Regions from separate parts of the Homo sapiens genome. Here region 1 is linked to region 2. Evidence: chromatin contacts called from ENCODE Hi-C data. All regions are on one chromosome and are shown on one strand. The core of a region is the stretch at or near the end of the contact, and the rest is flanking DNA. Distances in the headings are between cores, read along the strand shown. Region 1 has its middle 140 kb from the start of PTGR3. Region 2 holds the start of TIMM21 (translocase of inner mitochondrial membrane 21).

Evidence for each region. Hi-C counts contacts between places; a loop is a spot of excess contacts on that map. Pooled maps may share reads with other maps.
Region 1: a loop to region 2 is called in a map of naive thymus-derived CD4-positive, alpha-beta T cell, with 9 times the contacts of the local background. The contact joins the enhancer-like site here to the promoter of TIMM21 in region 2. A Hi-C loop is called at or near these places in 2 of 168 maps with a recorded cell type or tissue (CD4-positive, alpha-beta memory T cell and naive thymus-derived CD4-positive, alpha-beta T cell) and 8 of 50 pooled maps.

Annotation. Positions count from the first base shown.
Region 1 is chr18:75,068,822-75,073,400 of GRCh38, reverse strand. No RefSeq gene overlaps it. Among named protein-coding and RNA genes, the nearest start is that of PTGR3, 140 kb to the left of the region's middle. RefSeq lists enhancers at 1-302, 303-803, 2,084-2,233, 2,522-3,022, 1,883-3,082. Within about 2 kb of position 2,285, at least 28 of the 41 ENCODE cell types and tissues checked have a DNase peak (open chromatin) inside an H3K27ac peak, as active enhancers do.
Region 2 is chr18:74,146,378-74,150,834 of GRCh38, reverse strand. It overlaps TIMM21 (translocase of inner mitochondrial membrane 21), which reads right to left and starts at 2,312. Exons shown (of 6, transcript NM_014177.3): 1 at 1,726-2,312. The coding sequence starts at 2,026. FBXO15 (F-box protein 15) reads left to right here and starts at 3,001. Exons shown (of 10, transcript NM_001142958.2): 1 at 3,001-3,165. The coding sequence starts at 3,050. RefSeq lists enhancers at 1-318, 2,062-2,151, 2,232-2,281, 2,312-2,431 and a silencer at 3,122-3,271.

The DNA of each region.
Region 1 (4,579 bases), core at 1,036-3,535, 920 kb before region 2:
CACCCTGCCACGCTCCATGCTGCTGGGAGGAGGTCGGGCCTTCACCCCTTGCTTCATTCTCTGTCCCCTCAGGTTCCAGGAGGGACTCCCCTTCCCTCTGCCAGGCTCCATCTTCAACAGGAGTGACAGCGGTGTGTGTCACAACCCTAACGAGCAGCCCGGGCTGGGGCACAGCTTGGACTCACTTCGTCCTGCAGCCCAGCTCCCCAGCTTCTCCTGGGCATGGGTGGGGCGGTCGCCTTCACCTCCCACCACCAGAGGGTGCGACCTGAAGGCCCCAGGAGACGGCATGTGGCCCACCAGCCTCCCCATATCCAGGGTTTCACCTGGCCGTGCAAGTGCGCCCAGGCGGGGATGCGTTACCCTGGTGTGCAGCGAATCCCAGTTCTCTCCTTCCCTCAGAGGAGTGGAGCTAATGCCAGCAGGCCAGCTGATTTCTGCATTAGACATAGAGCCACACATTCTTACTGGAGGCGCCCAGTGACACAGCCAGCCCAGATGAGGGCACATAGGCGGCAGGGACCTGGGGCGGGTCTCCCCGGACTCTGGTGCACAGGGGCTGTGTCATCCCGGGCACCGTAGGGCTCAGCAGTGGCCTGGCCTCCACCCACCACACATCTAGTTGTGGCAACCCAGACATGGCCACTTGTCCCCTGGGGCCAGGCCACCTGGCTGAGGACCCCCAGGGCAGAGGACTGGGCTGCTGGGAGCCTCTCCGTGCAGGGAGTGTGGGGGCCTCGGCCACATGCCTCTGCCTGCACGGCCCTGCCGTGAGCGTCTGCGGCTGCTTCTCTAAGCCTTCCTTCCCCTGTCCTCCCACGGCCACCCACGGGCTCTGGCGTCCTCTCTCCAGGTTCCTGAATGTGTTCAGTCAGGTTACAGTCCACGCTCGCTGCTCTGGGAGACGTTCTGCCCTCAATGTAACTAAGACTCGCTACGCACCTGTCAGAAGGCCACCTTATATGGATTTCAGCTTCTTTGGGGACACTTTGCCATCACTGCCACGTCCAGACCGTGTTGTCTTTCTGATACTCTCCTTCAACAATTCACGGACACTCGCTGAGACTTGTTCACATCATCAAAGGGCTTAGAGCTGGTGTTAATATTAGGGTCTATCTATTCTCAGCCTTCACTCTGTAGAGGACCCACTAGCCTCAGGATGCACAGGTGACTCCTCTGACATCACAGCAGTTCGAGGCCAGCTCTTATTCATAAAATCGAAGGCCTGGAATGAAGTCACGGTTCTCAGCTCAGGACCCAGTCAGCAGATCCGCTTCCCAGAACTGCAGAACACGCCCTGGTGGCCCCAGGGCCAGGCGGGCCCGGCGAGGACGCCCTTCTAGACTGTGTGTCTCTATCGAGCCCACCAGCCTCTGCTAGAGTCTTCCAGGCCTGGAGGGCGCCTTTTCTCCAAGAGCAGCCTGTCCATTTTAGGATTGCACCTCTGGGACCTCTTGAGTCCCTCTCACTGAGAAGGTGTGTGTTTTGCCCCACTCCAAATGCATTAGAGGCCAGGAGCATGCTGAGCCATCTTCTTTAGGCCTTAAGAAGTAACTGGAAATTCAGCACCGTCCACAGCCTGCTGGGCTCACCTCAGGGGTGCTGGGTGCCATTCTGTGGCATATTTGTTGTCCTTTCCAAGGGAGACCCCATACTTCTTCTTCCCCCAGGACTTGCTTTACACAGATTTATGGTATTCGTTACATCTGAGACACTCTCGCTGTGTCTCGATTGCAGAGGCACGGAGATGTGAGGGGCATGCCTTCTGCAGTCAGATGGACAGGGTGTTATTTTCCCCTCTGGTGCTCCTCTCTGGCTTGTGGCGCACCTGCTTCATCACAGGACGCACCAGGAGATGACCCGTCACGAGATGCTGCTGCATGCATAGCAGGCCCTGCAGCCCGGGGCCCACAGCACCCCTGCTAACCAGGCTCCCGTGCAGCATTTCCTGCCTATAGTCAAAGAGCTCTCTCTAGAGAAGAGGAAGTCCCCATTGTTCAAGACTACCCAAAACACCAGCCTTCTCTGCACGGCACGTCGAGGAAAGAATAACTGTGCAGTGAACAGCACTGGCCCAAGTCTGCAGGGCGAGGAAGAAGCCAGGACATAAGCAAAGACAAATCTTACTAGAAACAGAACGAACTTGCAGGCTTCCCTTCAGATGACGATGACTGCGAGTGAAGAGGAAATCCTCTCCCAGCATCTCTTCCTGCTGGTGGAAGCTGCAGGTCACCTGACCACACATGACAAGACAGTGTGACTCAGATCCAGCGTCTGCCGTGAAGTTTGGTCTCAGGGCCCTGCTCATCAAGAAATGTTTTTGAAAAAGGTGGAAGTAGGTAGAGGGACGTGCTCTGAACCAGCGTGACCAAAAGACAGTGTGTTCACGGTGCATTCATCTGATTCAATTCCTGCCAAAGGCTTTTGTTATTTGAGAACATTATGACTAAACCAACAGAGAGGAAGGTGAGTAAGCAAACAGGAAAAACTGATGACGAATTGACAATCCATGTATTTATCCACCCATTTAAAGTAACTTGCTGAGCGCCTACCTAGCTGCACAAGAAGCTCAGGGCCTGAAGATGAACACGCAGAGGCTGTGTGCAGGGGCATGAGCTTACAGCTGGAATTAGAGATAAAGGAAAAGGCACCTGAGCCCTGTGACATGCGGGGGGTCAGGGGAGGTGGGACATATGTGGCCTCGTAGCCAGAGCCCCGCCTGTTTCCCAGGACATTCTGAATACGGGTGAGAGACTGCGCGTTGGACAATCACTGTGAGTCCCGACCCTTACCAGAAAAGTCACTCGCAGCGTCGTTTCCAGGCATAGGTTAGGATCACCATCCTCTCCCACGGGCCGTATGTTGCAATCCTGATATGAAAACGTCTTCTATCTCCTTCAACTGCGGCAGGAGCACAGGTGAAAGAGGGGAGCCCAGACTGGGGGTAGACTGTATTCGTGGGTTATGGCCCTATTTACAGATCAGTCATGATAGCTCTGCAGATTTGCTGGGGCTCTGTGGCGCAGTGGAGGCGAGGACAGAGGTGGCCCTGCTCTGGGAGATCCCTTCCTAACTGGGGCTCCCTGACGGCTTCCTGCACAGGAGGGGCCCGACGCCGGCGGGACAAGCAGGGAGCCCAGATCAGCCTTGGAAAGCTCAGGCTCAAACCAGAGCTCAATGTGGAAATTAAAAAACAAACCTTGACTTTGTGTTGGTTTTTATTCTTCCACTTAAAAAGTTATTTGAAGCGTAACGTGAGATCCTGGAGAGGACTGAAATGGCATGTCCTAGGTTCATGTTTATCCTGGTTATAAATTGTCTTTTTATGAAGTTGAAAGCCATGTTGAAATTAGGTCATTTTAAAAGAATTTATTAAAAGGTATTGAAAATGCAGGGCCATGGAGGAAGTAAATGATTCTTTGCCTGGGAGATTTAGAACGGATTTATTTAATTCTGGTAATGGGCTTTGTGACCACGGCTGTCTTCTGTCTCCAGCTGGTGAGCTCTTTAGGGGGGCATCCTTCGAGTCCAGCCTAGAGAAAAGCAGAGTTGTGTCCTGACTGCAGGGTGTAGGCATTTGGGTGGAAGGTTCTTTCCCTCATGCTTACTTCTCAAACATGAGGTTCAAGACCCACCTCTGCCTTGTCGATTTTACAGATCCAGAGTCCAAGAAAGCCAAGAGTCATCGACGTGTCCCAGCCTGTAACGGGCTGGGCCTCTTTGTTTTCTCACCAGAGGGTTTCAGGGTCCAGACGTGGGGCCTGGATTCTAGAAGCCCACATGCTAAGCCTTCAGCAGATACCTCCTTCACCCAGTGAAGACCAGCACATCCAGCCTGGTATTTCAAAGCTGGCTTCATAATGCTGATTTCTCTAATTTCCATCTTCAGGATATTTCTTACAGTGTTTTTTTCATCTTGTTGGGTTTGCAATGGATGCCCTGTGGAGGTGCAGCTGAAGGCGGGGGGCGAGGGAAGCCAGACTGAATCCCGCCTGCTGCCCCAGGCCCACCACTCCCGCCTGCCTGGGTTTCCATGGTATTTACTTAATGGGTTACTTTCTCATAGTGATGAAAAGTCATCCCACAATGGGAATCCTGAGCTCCAGTTATGAAAATCGCCAAGGTGACCATGGAAAGGAGGCCAGCAGGCACGCTCTGCCTCTTGGGGAGAATGCCAGGCCCCGGGCCACTCTCATCCCAGAGGGAGCAGTGGCGACCACCCCGGACCTGGACACAGCCAGCCAGGGCCACGGCCTCAGGCCATAGCCACGACCACGCAGAGCTCACAGGCACCCCCCAGCCTGCAGACCTGGGGGCCATCCTCGGCCTGTTTCTCTGCCCTTTCTTTATCTCCAATTATAAAGCAGCGCCAGGTTTTCTTGTCAGCCTCTGCCATGTCTCCAAATGGCTTTTCGGTGTCAGGCCCATCAGGAAATTAACTCATCATGCCGTGACAGCTGCTAATTTTTTCCCCTTACATGTCAGATGGATCGCCTGCTGAAGCTAATAATGAATCACCCATCCCTGATTAGAAGGTGCTTCCGAAACGTATAACTGCCATCCGAGAGAACTTTTTTCT
Region 2 (4,457 bases), core at 1,063-3,562:
CTTAGAGACCTTAGATACAGGCATGGCGATCCCCATCACGGTCCCTTGTAATTTACCAGTCTTCCTTTACAAAACACAAATAGGTGCTGGAGAATGACAGTGGTTAACTGCAAACTCAACCAAGTGGCAGCCGGGGTACACATGTAATACCACAAATGGTAACTTTACAGGGGAATGCATTAACACAATCTCATGGTATTGGCCATTGCTTTGAAGAACGCCTTCTATTCAGAAGCAGCAGCAGTAGTCTGTAGTAACATGAAACAGATAATAACAGTGTATGTTTATGATCCTGCCCAGGATTTGCTAATTCTCTCACCCTCTATCATAACAGTCTTAAGGGACTGAAACCTTCTGGACCTGGGCTGTCTAATACAGTAGCCACTTGCCACTCATGGCTATTTCAGTTCAATTTTAAATTAATTAAAATTAAATCAATTCAGTTCTTCAGTCACAAGTTTTAGCAACATTTCAAGTGCTCAAAATAGCTACAAGTGGCCAGGAACTACCCAAATGGACAGCACAGATATAGGACATTTCTATGCAGAAAGTTTTATTTGAATAATGCTGTTCTGGACATTCAGGAGAATATCACATTTGTCTACTATATTTATGCCATCATGTTAGAGCCCATAAGTAACAAGTGGCAAGTGTGTTAGAAGGCTTGGTCAGAGAAGCTGCAAGTGTGAGAGGTGGGTCCAACAAAGATGCAGAGGCTCATCAACACATGAGCCGACCTCGTGGGGCTACACTGGGGCGTGCCAAGACATGCCCTCCCAAGTAAAAGACAATTGTACCCTATACCTCCTACCACAATGCTTCATAGGCCTGTTTGAATTCTGGACGCAGCATATTCCATATTTGGGAATGTTGCTCCCATCAATTCACTCAGCCACAAGGACTGTCACGTCTGAATGGGGTGCAGATGAGGGAAGGGGTCCCTAAGCAGGCCTGGTGTGCAGTGCAAGCATGAGCACTGTTGCCTGAGCCAGATGACCTGATGCACATGCTGTTTGCCACTTCTATGCCTTTCACCTCTGCATACAGGTTGTTCCTTCGTGCTGAACTAGTATGAATGAAAAGCTAGGTTTTTGGCATAGTCAGCAGACTCTAAAACAATTGGTATGATCCAATTTTTTGGGTTAAAAATTATTAAAAGGTATGTGTATGAAAGTGCAAAATGTTAAAAATAGTCATCTTCGTGTGGTATAATCATGGCGGTCTAAATTGCTTTGTCTTTTTTTTTCCTACAAATCACATGCGAAATGAAGACATTAAAAAAAAATCTTAAAATATCTGTGAATACATCTCTGACTTTCCCTGACAACTTACATTCCATCCTCCCTATTTTATGTTTTTCTATTACTGCAGGTAACATGTGAAAGTTTTCCCTACCAGTTATGAGTCAATAATCTCTCTCTCTCTCTTTTTATCCTATCCAATTACTCTTTATTATATGTAACAGAGCCAATATAACTTGAGAAAAATTTCCCAAACATAATGAAAAAAAGTTATATCAAATTCAAGATCAACTTTCACATCTGAGTTCCAATCTGTGAAGAAAACTGTAGATCTATATGTTCTAGTTCTAAATTATGTTTAAACGGTTTTTAAAAATTCATGTGAATTGCTTTTTCACCTTTAGCAGTGAACTTGGTATAAAAGGGCATTGGCAGCTCTTGTCATGTCTGTTGAAAGCCCAATCATTAAAGTACTCCTTTTTACCTTTTTGTGATGTTGGGACGGCGGTTCCCCCTCTCTGACTCCTGTGCACAGACACTTGTTTGCTGCCATCCTCCTTTGCTTTTCGGGGGCTCGGTCCCTGCGTCCAGATGGTTTTCTGGGTGACTCCAAGAATACATCTAGGTCGCAGCGTTTTCTTTTGATATTGAAGCCCACATCTCAAACTGGGCTCAGTCTTCAAGCACGCTTTGTTAAGCACGATGTATGGCAAAAGCAATCGCTTTGCCGAGGACCTGTGCAGCTTCTCCGTATACTGTACGGCTCGTAGAAAAGTACAAATCATGTTCACGGAAAATCGTTCCGCTTAGGGACGATGCTAACTACAATTAGGAAAGCTTTAGGGTTCACTACACATGCGGCCGGACACGTACTCAAGCCTATACGTTTACATTACATGGGGTGTTAGGCAAAAACGTCAGTTTCCGCAGCGTAAATGAAAACGAAAAGTCTCCAGGGAGAACCTGATGTCTACCTTCCCTTCTGTCTTCTTTCCATTTTAATTAACAGGCTCTGATCACCTTCTGGGCTGACATTCACAGTGTCCCCGCCATGCCTTCGCAAAGTCACCTGGGAAACCCCCGTCTTCCTGGGAATAGTAGTTTGAAAACCTCGCTCTTAACTGGGATACGGCAAAGAGGCGCGCAAAAGAGACTACATCTCCCACAATTCAAGGCGGCCAGAGCACGGCGCAGGTCCTTCCCGCGCCCCCAGACGCCTCCGCGCCCAGCGTCGGCGCAGACGCTGCGCGTCCCTGGAGCGGCGGAAAGTGGGGTGTTGGTGGGGGAATTGGTACCACCCACCCTACGTGGTTCAGGCGGGACTTGCAAAAGCCAAATTAGCAGTTACAATCTACGTGTTTTCCTGATCCTTATAGAGAGGACTGTGCACAGTGGGAAATACCCCCTTGGACTGTGGTCTTGCCAATTCCGCGTGGGCAAATGATTTAGTTTTTGCGTTTTACTGTGTTTTCAGAAAAACTGGACAATAAAGAGTCAGCAAGTGGGGATGAACGAGGCCGCTGCAAAGCAGGCACCGGTTTCCTAAATGGTTAAGCCGCGAACTTGGCTTGGCGCCCTAGGCGGCAGAATGTTAGGGGTGGGTAAGGAAGCCGAGGCCCGGAAGTTTCTAGAAGCCCGCTCTGTGAGCGGGTGTCTGGCGCGGTGCCGTCTGCGCAAGGGTGGGCATACCGTTACTTTTGCTCACGCGCGCATGCGCATAAGGGGTGTGGCGACGTGCGGGCGTGGGGGCGGTGCGTGCACTCTTCGTTTCAGCCCTGGCGCGGTCCTGTGGTGAACTCCTTGTCTCTATGGCGACTGGACGCGGTCGGATCTTGCAGCAGCACTGGCTCGGCCTCCAGACGCTGCGCGGGCCCAGCAGGGGCGGTGGCGCGGCCCGGGGGCGCGCCAGGGCCTTTGGGTGCAGGTGACTGTAGGGCCTGCGGGTGGGGTCCCCTGGCGGGAAGCCCGTCACTGCGCGGCCCCGCTCTCTTCACCGTGTATTTTATTCGTCCAGCTTGGCGCAAGGCCCGTGGCCGTCTTCAACGTGAGAAGGGTATGGAAGAACGACCGGAGGAAATCCTTTCTACCCTGCAACGTGGGGTACCCTAAGTTATGACACAAATAGAGTAGCCTCTCGGGGAAATATTTTTTCTTGCGGCGCCTGTGGCCGGGGATGCGCGCACCTGCCAGGACAGGTGCAGGTCCAAGAGGTCGTTTCTCCGGGATGCGTGCCCTAAATTCACGTGTGCTCCGCCCCTGCCTTCGTATTTTCGCTCTTCTGTAACCAAGAATCTCCCTTCGTGTTTTTCATGACCTTACAACTTAGGGAAGTAGAGTCTGTTCATCAAAACCTTATCAGTTGACACCCTCATCCCCCAAGCAGATACCTCGGGCAGGCAGGTTGGTCTGGCGGGTGGGGGGCAGCACTTTCTGCACCTCCAACGTCAAGGCTAAGTTGCCATCTACATTGCCAGGTCTTGCTCATCTGCTTTCCAGAAGCATCTTCAGCGTGAAGAAGTAAAATGAGCCAGTGCATCAGAAGTATCAGCATGCATAATGGTACCTTATGAAATCCCTCTCATTATATCGTGAGCTGTTCCCTAGCTGTGTACCCATCACTGCAGTTAGTTTACAGATGGAGGGATAATGCCAAGAATGGTTTACATTCTTGAGGATTATCTTTCTGCTTGTAAGACTCCTTGATTTATAAATAGGGAAAGTCATGCATATTTTGCCTTCTAATAAACCAATGGTCTATGTTTAAGCACACAAAGGGAGTCTATTACATACTAGTTGAACTACTTGTTTTTTCCCCCTGAATCTCCAGAACTATGTCCTGTGTCCTCTCTAGGTCTCCATTACTTCCACTTACCTGTTTTCAGAAGCCCAGCCCTGTTGCTTAGTGCTGTGATAATAGTTCTTAATTGAATACCTATAATGCTAGACATACCACAAGCCTTGTCACAAATAGAATGGTGACAATGCCTGCAAAAATTCTTTTATGTAGGAGAAAAAGCAGGAATTTAAATAGGAAACTTGAACTTTTAATCAATTTGCTGCTATTACTAAAATTAGTCTTTACATAGTGCTCTATTAGGGGGAAGCAGAATGATTTTTATATGATGAATCTTTTATCCTTTGTAAGTTGAGTGAACTTCCTGGATTGATATAATTAGAGGGCCTGTCATTATGCCTGGCATGGGAACCTGCATTTCA